Regions from separate parts of the Homo sapiens genome. Here region 1 is linked to region 2. Evidence: chromatin contacts called from ENCODE Hi-C data. All regions are on one chromosome and are shown on one strand. The core of a region is the stretch at or near the end of the contact, and the rest is flanking DNA. Distances in the headings are between cores, read along the strand shown.

Region 1 (5,429 bases), core at 321-2,820, 940 kb before region 2:
TCCAAAGCCCTGAGAGCAGCCATTGCTAGTCATCTCGACAGACGAAGAATTTGGAGCTGAAGGGAATGAAGTGACTCACTGTCAGTCTCACAGGCAGGAAGTATCAAAGCCAGGATTCAAACCCAGGCCTGTCTGATTCCAGGGCTGCGTGTGCATGCCAAGAGTGGGGCAGGGGACAGGGGCTCAAATGCTGTCTTTGTCACGTAGTGCTTGGGTCACCTTAGGCAGGTCACCAAACATTCAGGGCCCACGTTTATAAAGTAAGGACAATAGGACCTGTGGCCCAGGACCGTTGTCAGAAGTAACCGAGGCCCCTTCTCCCACCTGCAGAGATTCCTATCCCTGAGTGGATGCTGGAGGACATGCAGGAGAAGGGCAGACGGCTGGGATTCCCAGGGACAGGGCTTCACTTTCCTCTTGCAAATGTGATTTCATAATTCCTCATTCTGGCCAACTCAGACCTTAAGTTGAATAATAATGACATAGAAGCAAACAACCACCATATATTTTATGACAGCACCTTGCCAAGCGCGTGCTGTGCATTATCTCATTTAAACCCCACACCATCCTAAGAGGGAGGAACTGTCATAGCCTCATTTTCACAGCAACTGGACTGTCAGAGAGGTTAATTAGCTTTCCCAAGGCTACACAGTGAGAAGATGGCAGAGTTCACATCAGAACCTAAATCTACCTGGCTCCTGCACCTTTGCTTTTAACCCATTTATGCCTGAAGTTGCAATTTTTTGAATTGAAAAATCAGACCTTGGCAATGACCTTGAGCAGTAGGATATAGATAACTCCCACATGCTTAGTGTTCCAATCATGGAACACTAGGCATAAATGGATTTCACTACTCTACACCTCTTTCCTATTTTTTAATTCTATTTAACAAACACTTCTATGCTTGCTGTATTCTAGGAACTGTTCTGAACACTTCAAATATTAACTTGTGTAAAAATTCCATGAGGTAGGTATATTATTGTGCCTACTATTACAGGTGGAGAAAACTGAGGCCCAGAGACTCTAAGTAACTTGCCCAAAGTCACACAGCCCTTCCAATTCCAACACACTTTTTCTTAAGTTTACAAACAAATCCAGTGTCAGGCACTACAACATTTTGAGAGTGACAGGTTTGAATTGCCCACCGAATTACTATTCCAAATGATGAGTGCCAACATGCTATGAAGTTGTATCCTATGTAAAAATGTGAAGGAAACAGATATTGGTTTCCAATGTTTAGCCTCACCAGAAAAAGGCTGGGGCATATGATGTCCCCATTGAGGATGCCAAGAAGACGCAAAAAGCAAACTCTGCACTGGTTTAACCTCAGACCTCCAAGAAAGCTTCCATAATATTTGCTGCAGGCAAAATAATTCTGCATTACAAGTCTGCCAGTAGGCAGCCTGGGCCAGGAGAAATGAGCTGGAGAAAAGCCCAGTCTCTTGTTCAACAGGGGTATGGTGAATATGTTGGGTTGACGACTAAAGGTTAATTGCTCTGAGTAATACTGTGGCATTTAGGCCTGGTACCAAACAATCTGGGACAATATTGACCAAGATTCAGTCAACATCTGAATGCAAACACAAATGAAAATCCAAGTCTTTAGGTAGGGAGAGCCCAAGCAAGGATCTGAATTCAGGAAGCTCAATCAGGAATGAGACAATCCCTTAAGAACCCAAAATGTAGAGCTTATATATTCCAGCACTGTACCATTAGAAACGCTATGGATGCTCGGCCTTTGCACATGTGGCTGGCTGTGTTGAAATCAACTTTCCTCTCCCTGCCAGACCTCTGGCTTTCATCTGACCAATGCCACCTTTTTATTCAACTCTCAATTTATAAGATGCTTCTTTCAGAAAGCCTTACTCCCCACCTCAGGCTGAGAGAGCACGTCTCATTCTTGGCCTCATATGCCCCCTTTATTTCCTGCTATTTGCACATTCTTTTCACTTTATACATACCTCTCTCCCTGTTAGTCTGTAGCCCAGATAGAAATTGTACTCTTTTTATCTTTGTATCCTTTTATAATCTTAGTACTTAATGCAGGGCCTGGCACATGGTGTGTGCTTAATAAATGTTTGGAGAACAAAAAGAATGGATGGATGGATGGATGGATGGATAATTGGATGGATGGTAGGATAGATGGATGGATGATTGAATGGATAATTGGATGCATGAATGGATGGATGAATGGATGTAGGGTGGATGGATGGATGATTGGATGAATGGATGGATGGATGAATGGATAGATGGATGGGTAGATCATTGAATGGATGGATGGATGGATGGATGATGATCAGATGGATGGAGAGAGGAGTGGATACATGGAGAAAGGGATGGAAGGAGAGTGGAAGGATGGATTAGTGAGTTGTTGGGTGAATGGTTAGTTGCATACCTGAATGAATGGGTTGGTAGGTAAGTGAATGAATGGCTGAGTGGATGGTTTAAGGGATAGATAGGTAAATGGCTGGAAACTTCTAGAAGGCAGCTGATAAAGGAGTGACAGGACCTTTCATCTTGTGGAATTCAAAGAAACCTAATCTTCTTCAGCTATAATTGGTCCATAAAATTCTGTACATCTATCACTGGAGAAGAAGGCCCACACCACATTTTCCCTTACTCAGAATGAAAGTTGTTTTATTTCTGGACTCTTGCCCTCCTTCAAGATGGTCTATTTACTAAGTAAATATGTTTCCTCTGGATAAAAATTCAGTTCCATGTAAATCACATTTGTGATTGATTCTGAATCTGGAACCATATCTCCCCTTGTTGCTAAGGAAAAAATAGCACTTCTCTGGAGTTTTTTATCCTTGTTCTCTGACAGGAGAATCATTTGTTTCTTAAGTTGTGGGAGCCTTGGGGCTTGAGGGGTGAAATCAAATCAACTTTGGTGGTTGATCTGAAGGATAGATAACCTCAAGCTCTTAGAAGTAATGTCCAAACTTCATTTGAATTTCAACTCTATATTTACTGGGTGTGAAGCTTGGCTAAGTTTCTTAACTTCACTAAGTCTTATTTTCATCATCTGTAAAAGGGGAACTAGGAATTATTGAAAAATAGTATACAAGAATGGTTCAAAAACTTGTGTCAGGGAACAAGAAAAATAGCATGGTGTGGTAATTGTTCAATCAGTGAGAGGCTGGTATAGTAGCTGGTTGGTGGAGTAACACAAGTAGTAATAAAAATATTTTCTTTTCAATTAATAAATGAATAACAGTCAGATAGTGTTTCACAAGTTATGAAATGCTTACCAGTGGTGATACAAAAGTTTGCACTGGGCATAAAGTGAACTTAAAATACTATTCAGTCACCAACTGAGAAGGTGAGGTAGTTATTCCCTTTGCCATTTTCTTTCAATTATCAACTAATGCTTCTGGATGTATCAAAGAGAAAGCCTTAGTTTGATGCCAGAATTTCTTTCTGGTGTTGTTTTTTTTTTTTTTTTTTTTTTTTTTTTGAGATGGAGTCTTGCCCCTATCCCCCAAGCTGGAGCGCAATGGTGCGATCTCAGCTCACCGCAACCTCCACCTCCCGGATTCAACTGATTCTCCTGCCTCAGTCTCCCAAGTAGCTGGAATTACAGGCGTGTGCTACCACGCCCGGCTAATTTTTTGTATCTTTAGTAGACATGGGGTTTCACCATGTTGGCCAGGCTGGTCTCGAACTCCTGACCTCATGATCTGCCTGCCTCGGCCTCCCAAAGCGCTGGGATTACAGGCATGAGCCACCGCGCCCGGCGATGCTAGAATTCCTTTAACATATTTTTAACAGAGTGAGCTGGCCTTGGGTGTGGATCTTAGGCAGGCAACAGAATCTAGCTAGAACGTAAGACCTTTCTTTACAGTTGTTACAGGTTTATTTTTTAATGTTACATTTTATTTGGGGGACATAATACTAATTTTCCACTTATGGTAGTCATAGTCAGTGTCTATTTTAGATACTTCAAATGAAATCGTGAGTCAATTTAAAGAAAATATGTTTTCGTTTATATGGCATGAGGAATGAGAAAAAAAGCTTCAGTGTATAACTAAAGTTTGGGAAGCCCTGCAGTAGGAGAGAGAAAACACAGATATGGCAAAACTGATCATGTTTAAATCCACCTTTGAAAAACTTGGTTTTTTTTCCTCAGTTTCTGTTTCAACCTCTCAGAGCACTGTGTGTTATTACTCCTCAGAGATGGCTTCTCATTTTCTCAGCTATAGTTCTCTAGAGAAGCGAGGATAACCCAGATGTCTACACACTATGTGAGGTGAGCTAGAAAATCTCCTTCTCCCAAGGGAAAGACAAACACTTGAAGCTCAGCTTCAAACTTCTACCCCGGGCGCAACAGGAAAACCAACGGACACCGCTTAGCAGCCAGGTCAGGGCTCACAAACTCAAGTGTCTGCAGGGGTCAGGAAGACTCAGGAAGTATGTTTGTTCAAAGTGGGAATTAATCATCTATATATATTTTTTAAACAGAGTCTTGCTTTGTTGCCTAGGCTGGAGTGCAATGGTGCAATCATGGCTCACTGCAGCCTCGAGCTCCTGGGTTCATGCAAACCCCCAGCCTCAGCCTCCCGAGTAGCTGGAACCATAGGCACGCAGCACCATGCCTGGCTAAATTTTTTTTTCAATATTTGTAGAGATGGGGGTCTTCCTATGCTATGTGATAAATATCAGGGCATAAACTCTCCAGCTAAGAGCATAGTATGTATTGGATGAAAAAATTATACTTGTTTTCAACACAGACATACTTTGTATTTTAAGCATATGCAACTACGTTTATATTAAATATTATAATTATGTTATATTAAATACATCAAACTTCTGTGAAATATATGTAACTTTTCATTTACAAGGATGCTTTTGCATTCTTATGAAGACATGGGATCTCTTATAGTGTTCTTTTTTCATATTTTGGTAGAAATAGTTCATGGTTCTTATAAATTTGCTCCAAGAAAAATGGCAGCACGAGGGTGAGGATAAATAGGCAATGGATGTGGGGCCAGCGGGGAGGGAGTGACGGAAACCAACATAAACTAAGAAACAAGTGTCCCTTTGAAAAGGCTGCCAACGCCTAGACCCAGGCGACTGTGATGTGACAATATTGCCAAACCTTTTAATTGACAAATGAGAGACTAGATCTTTAAATTTTTATATAAAGTTTCCTGATTATTAAACGTTGGCAATTGGCCAGGTATGGTGGCTCATGCCTGTAATCCCAGCACTTTGGGAGGCATAGGTGGGAGAATCACTAGAGCCCAGGAGTTCGAGACCAGCCTGGGCAACATAGGGGGATGCCATCTCTACAAAAAATGAAAAAAAAAAAAAAAATCCAGGTGTAGTGGCGTGCACCTGCAGTCCCAGCTACCTGGAAGGTTGGAGTGGGAGGATGGCTTGAGCTCAGGAGGTCCAGACTGCAGTGAGCCATGATGTTGCCACTGAAC
Region 2 (5,029 bases), core at 2,296-4,795:
CATAGGATGTCCTGATTGTGTTATGGGTGATTTCATTTTTGAAAAGGCATTCTGAGGCATGATGGATTCTGGACCTGGGCACATGCTGCTCCCTTTCCCTGGAATATCCCTATCAACCTCTCTCCCACACCACCCTCTACTCATTCCTCTGTCAGCTTTGAACACTTTCTCTGAGTGTTCTTTCCTGCCTGCACAGGACTGGGGTAGGCAATTCTTCTCTGGGTCCTCAAAGCCCCTGGTAGCATCACACCATGTTATAAATGTAATTATGTTTACTTGAATATCTCTCCCTCTCTGCTGTAGTTCCCTGAGTTTCTGGGCTTATGCTTTTATCATTTCACCTGTCATTCCAATCAGACAAAAAATAAAACCATAGGTGTCAGACATAATTTCATATTTCAGCAGAGTGATATTGGTCAATCAACTCATTAAATCTTTCTAGGTGTTGGAGGGCCAGATCCAATCTAGATACCTGACCTGTCTTGGTTGTCCTACATAGGGTTAATAAATGACAACAGTTAAATCTTGTGAGACTGCATGGCTGAATTTCTAGCTTCTCTCAAAAGATCTGATTGGCCACCCCTGGTCTGTGTTTCTGTGTGGCAACAACCAGTAGAGCAACAGCCATTCAGCCATTCAGAATCAGGGTCAGGATTAGGGTCAGGGTTAGAATAAGGGTCAAGCTCAGGGTCAGGATAAAGGTCAGGGTTAGGCTGAGAGTCAGGGTTAGGGTCAAGATTAGGGTGAAGGTCAGGGTTAAAGTTAGGGTGAGGGTCAGGGTCAGAATTTGGGTTAGCCCCAGTGAGCCCTGTGTAGAAACTGTGTAAGCTCCTAAGTCACCTGAGTTCCCTGGCTCACCTCTGAGACTGCAGTGGATTGGATCTAAGCTCCTTAATGCTTTTTTACTTTCACAGTCAAGAAAGTGAAAAAAAAATGTTGCCAATCAAACTATTGTACAATGAAGAATGGAGGATGCATCCTAACTTCAGGGATGTTGTAATGTGAAAAATGTATATCTTAGGATTTTAGTACATGGTACCTGCGTGGCTCTGGCAGAAATCAGAGTTTGTCAACCTTGGACCAGATGATGCTTCCCATTTTACAGCAACCTTGCCCTCGAGTTCAGTTCTAAACAGAAGAGAATCTTTGTATTTACTTCCAACCGTCTTGTATTGCTTAGTATTTTATAAAGGCATTAATTATAATGAAATATATTCATACATATTATTTTGTATGTATCTTGATATATATCATGCTTCATCTCACATTATGCTAAAGAATAATCACCAATGGTATCCATATGTATCAATTATGACCAATATAAAATTTAAAAATAACTTGAAGGCTGTAGTTATTAGAAAGGCCATGAGGTGATAGTAACATTTACCCTAGTTCACAATCCCTTATCTTTGATTCCCAAAATCCTAAAAGCTCTGAATACCAAAAGTTTTTTTAAACTTATTTTCTGTGATTCATGTAGCAGAAAAATCTATTGAACTTTTTAAAGCTTAAAAAAATCTCATTTAGTAATCCTAATGCTTCATTGCAGAAATATTTATATTTTTACATACAAGATGCTATTCCTCACCTTCCTTCCTGAAGATATTATCTACTACATGGTATATGTACCATATTCTCTTTCTAAGATCTGGAAAACTCTGAACTGTAAAACACATCTGCCTCAAAGAATTTTGGTTGAGGAATTTGTAGATTTGTATAAATATAGACACTAGCCCTCCCAGCTAGGAAAGACTAGTCCAGAGTCAAAGTAAGTTTTCTCTAAGCTTTAGCTACACCCATTAGCCGAGGCTTGATATTATGCATTATTTCTTTACTTAGTCCATTCTTGATCCATCTCAGCGAATAGGCACCAGTATAATAGGACATTGTTCCTTAATAGGGATGGGCTTGTTATGTACCCAGCTCCCAATTCTATCTCTTATGACTCTAACCACAGAGGGAGAAAAATAGTGATAGAAAAAACATACTGCATGCACCTTCTGTTTTAACAGGAATGTGCTGTCAAGAGAGCGTGATATGATAAGGCCTTAAATACATTGATGCTCTAACAATGTGTTGAGAATGGGAAAGGTAACATTTAATAAGCATGTTAGGGTAATTAGTTAAGTCACTTGTCAATTAACTAGATTACCTAATAGCTAATTTGTCTCTCCAAGCAGCAGGCTTTGTGGAAAGGCAGTCAAGGAAAACTTATTTTGAAAGGATGGCCTTCCCACGTAAGTATACCTAAGCCAGCCCAATTTCAGTGTTTCTGTTGGCCTCAGAGCTCCACTGGTGAGGATCTTAGTTTTCTTATTTGCTTTTAAATGAAGTCCCTTCCTTTTCTTCTCTTTTTAAGATCTTCTCCTTCCTTCCTTTCTTCCCTCCTTCTTTTTCTTTTCCTCCTTTCCTTCCTTCCTCTCCTCCTTCCTTCCTTTTTCCTTTCTTCTTTCTCTTTCTTTCCTTCTTTTTTTTAAAAAACTTTTATTTTATTTTATTTTATTTTCCTGTAGTTGATTTTACCTTAGATTAGAAGCCACCAACACTCCCTGTGAAGGACCAGCTAGTAAATATTTTAGGCTTTGCAAGACAAGAGACTAAATTGAGGATATGTGCAGGTACTTATGTAACAAAAGAGAAAACAGATTTTTACAAAATTTTTCAACCATTTATGTGAAAATTCTTTCTAGTTTGCCAGCTATATAAAAACAGGTTTCAGGTGGGATTTGACTCACTGGCTGTAGTTTGCAGATCCCTGGTTTGCATCATCACTAAATTGTTAATTTCCTAAATCAGCATGGTTAGATTTGCAATCTGGAAGTTATCAAAATCATCTGGCCTCCCCACTGTGTTCATCATTCACCCTCCCAATAAGAGGCTAAAAGCATAGACTCCAGACCCCAACTATCCAGATTTGAATCCCAGCTTTGCCAAGAAGTGTGCAACCTTGGATAAGTTACTTAACCTCTCTGTGCTTCAATGACACCATCCCCAAAACAGAAATAGCGATCTCATAGGATTGCTATGAAGATTACAGTGAGGTGTATAAGTAAAACATTTACCGCAGTGTCCGGCACATAGGCAGAACTATGAAAGTGTTAACTTCTTTTTATTACTTTAATGGCACAGGGAGTAGAATAAGGAACACTTCCCCTTTGCAATGAAATGATAAGCAGACTCTATTCCCTGATCCCTGGAGATCCATTTGGTGACGGACTTCATGCCAAGAGGAGAGAAGCTGCAAGGAGATATTCTTGGGCATTTTCCGAGCGTGCTTATGCAAACAGGATGCTGTAAATGTCTCTTTGGAGAAGGAGCCTGCCAGCAGGTCTCAGTTTTGCCTCGTGATTTATTGGGACCCTCTGCTTTTGTTCAAATAGGTTTTCCTGCCTCAGCTCTTCAATGATTGGACTGCAAGTCATGCCCTGTATAGTACCAAGTCTGTCTCCATGCCCTACATAATATGTGATGAGAAGAAGTGCTATTAAAGAGGTTTCCTGTTACGGTCTCCTCATTGGCACCATGAGCTGAGCGGAAATCTCTGAAGGACTTATTTAGCATGCACACACTAGAACTGAACTAAAGCAGATCCTTGCATTGGCAGCTCAAGAACTTTAAATGCCCCTGGCAGAAACTCCTCCTCTCTTTCCTCCCCCTCTTTCTCTCACTCCCTTTTGATGTTCTCTCTTTCTTTTAGCCTATCGTTGACAGTAAGTGCAATCACATTACACACAGCTTTCTTTGGAAAGCCCCCTTTTTAATGATCTGGCAGACACTGAGCCCTTCCAGAAAAAAAATTTCAATCCCTCTTCCCACAGCTTCCGCAAGCCCCAGTGACAAATGACACCTGTCATTCTGTCACAGACAAGCAGCACAGACAGGGATGTCAGTGATGTATGGCTCACCAGCAGAGGAAATCAACTTTAAAAAAAAAAAAAAAACCCTAAAAGAGCTGACCAGTACATTGTCAGGATCCTGCTCCCAAGGCCTCGCCTAACAGACAGACTGGAAGAGAGACAGAAAAAGTTTCAGCTTGAGGGGGAAGAATGTATAAGATCAAAACACAGAAATATTTATCTACGGAGAAACTGGCATCAAGTAAGCCACAGATTGCTTTGCATTGTTTATTTCTTTGCAGTGCTCTGGATATTAGCCAAATTCTCACCTCCTCCTGTGATTTATGGAGGAAAAGGTTGATTCCTGCTCTGTGAGAATTCTCTTTCTGGAGCCTCTGAAAAAAAGTGAGTCAACCCGAGCTTTGTTTGTTAAGCCTAAATTACCCCATTTTACACTGAGTCCAATGAAAAGCAATAAAATTTCCAATAACCCCCAAGGGATTCCCTCCATACAAAGACTGTACCCTGAAGATTAATAACCTGCCTTTTATGTTGATGGCAATCTCAGAAAAGATTGGGAGATGTCTTCATTTTCTTTATCTATATATTTTTTCTATTTTGTATCAACCCCCACCCCATGATCCATACATATTGAATGCAAAAACTTTTTTTTTCTTTCAATCAAAACCACTGCACTTAGATCCACTTGGGGTCCTGATTTAATAGGCAAACTCAGCCACATTCTCAAATTGAATATGAGCATCTACAGGGTGTCAGGCCTGTACTATATCCAGAACAAGAAATTAAGAAATAGAAAGCAAAATTCTTCCTATGCAGGATTTCTCATCTTCAACACTATTGAGGTTCGAAGCTGGATCACTCTGTGTGGTGGGCGGTGTCCTGTGCACTGTGGGAAGCTTAGCAGCAACTCTCGCCTCTACACGCTAGATGCTAACAGCTTCCCCACCCTAGTTGTTTCAATAAAAAGTGTCCCAGACAATGCAGAATGTGCCCTGAGAAATGAAGTTGCCCCAGTTGAGAACCACTGTTCTAGACATTTGAGATCAAATCCCCAAAGAGAAATAACATTCATGTGATCAATTGAAGTTCGTAGATAATTAAACACTAAATAGTACGATATAGAAAATATTAGCTGTAGGAATTTAGAGACTTTCCAAAAGACACATTTGTAT

Evidence for each region. A loop is a pair of places that touch in the nucleus more often than their neighbours do. Pooled maps may share reads with other maps.
Region 1: a loop to region 2 is called in a map with no recorded cell type, with 2.3 times the contacts of the local background. The contact joins two enhancer-like sites. A Hi-C loop is called at or near these places in 2 of 37 single-sample maps with no recorded cell type and 2 of 50 pooled maps.

The regions. Positions count from the first base shown.
Region 1 is chr20:54,081,217-54,086,645 of GRCh38, reverse strand. No RefSeq gene overlaps it. Among named protein-coding and RNA genes, the nearest start is that of BCAS1, 13 kb to the right of the region's middle. RefSeq lists an enhancer at 5,415-5,429. Within about 2 kb of position 1,570, at least 3 of the 41 ENCODE cell types and tissues checked have a DNase peak (open chromatin) inside an H3K27ac peak, as active enhancers do.
Region 2 is chr20:53,148,092-53,153,120 of GRCh38, reverse strand. All of the region lies in intron 1 of TSHZ2 (teashirt zinc finger homeobox 2), which reads right to left. Among named protein-coding and RNA genes, the nearest start is that of TSHZ2, 180 kb to the right of the region's middle. RefSeq lists a silencer at 3,705-3,905. Within about 2 kb of position 3,545, at least 3 of the 41 ENCODE cell types and tissues checked have a DNase peak (open chromatin) inside an H3K27ac peak, as active enhancers do.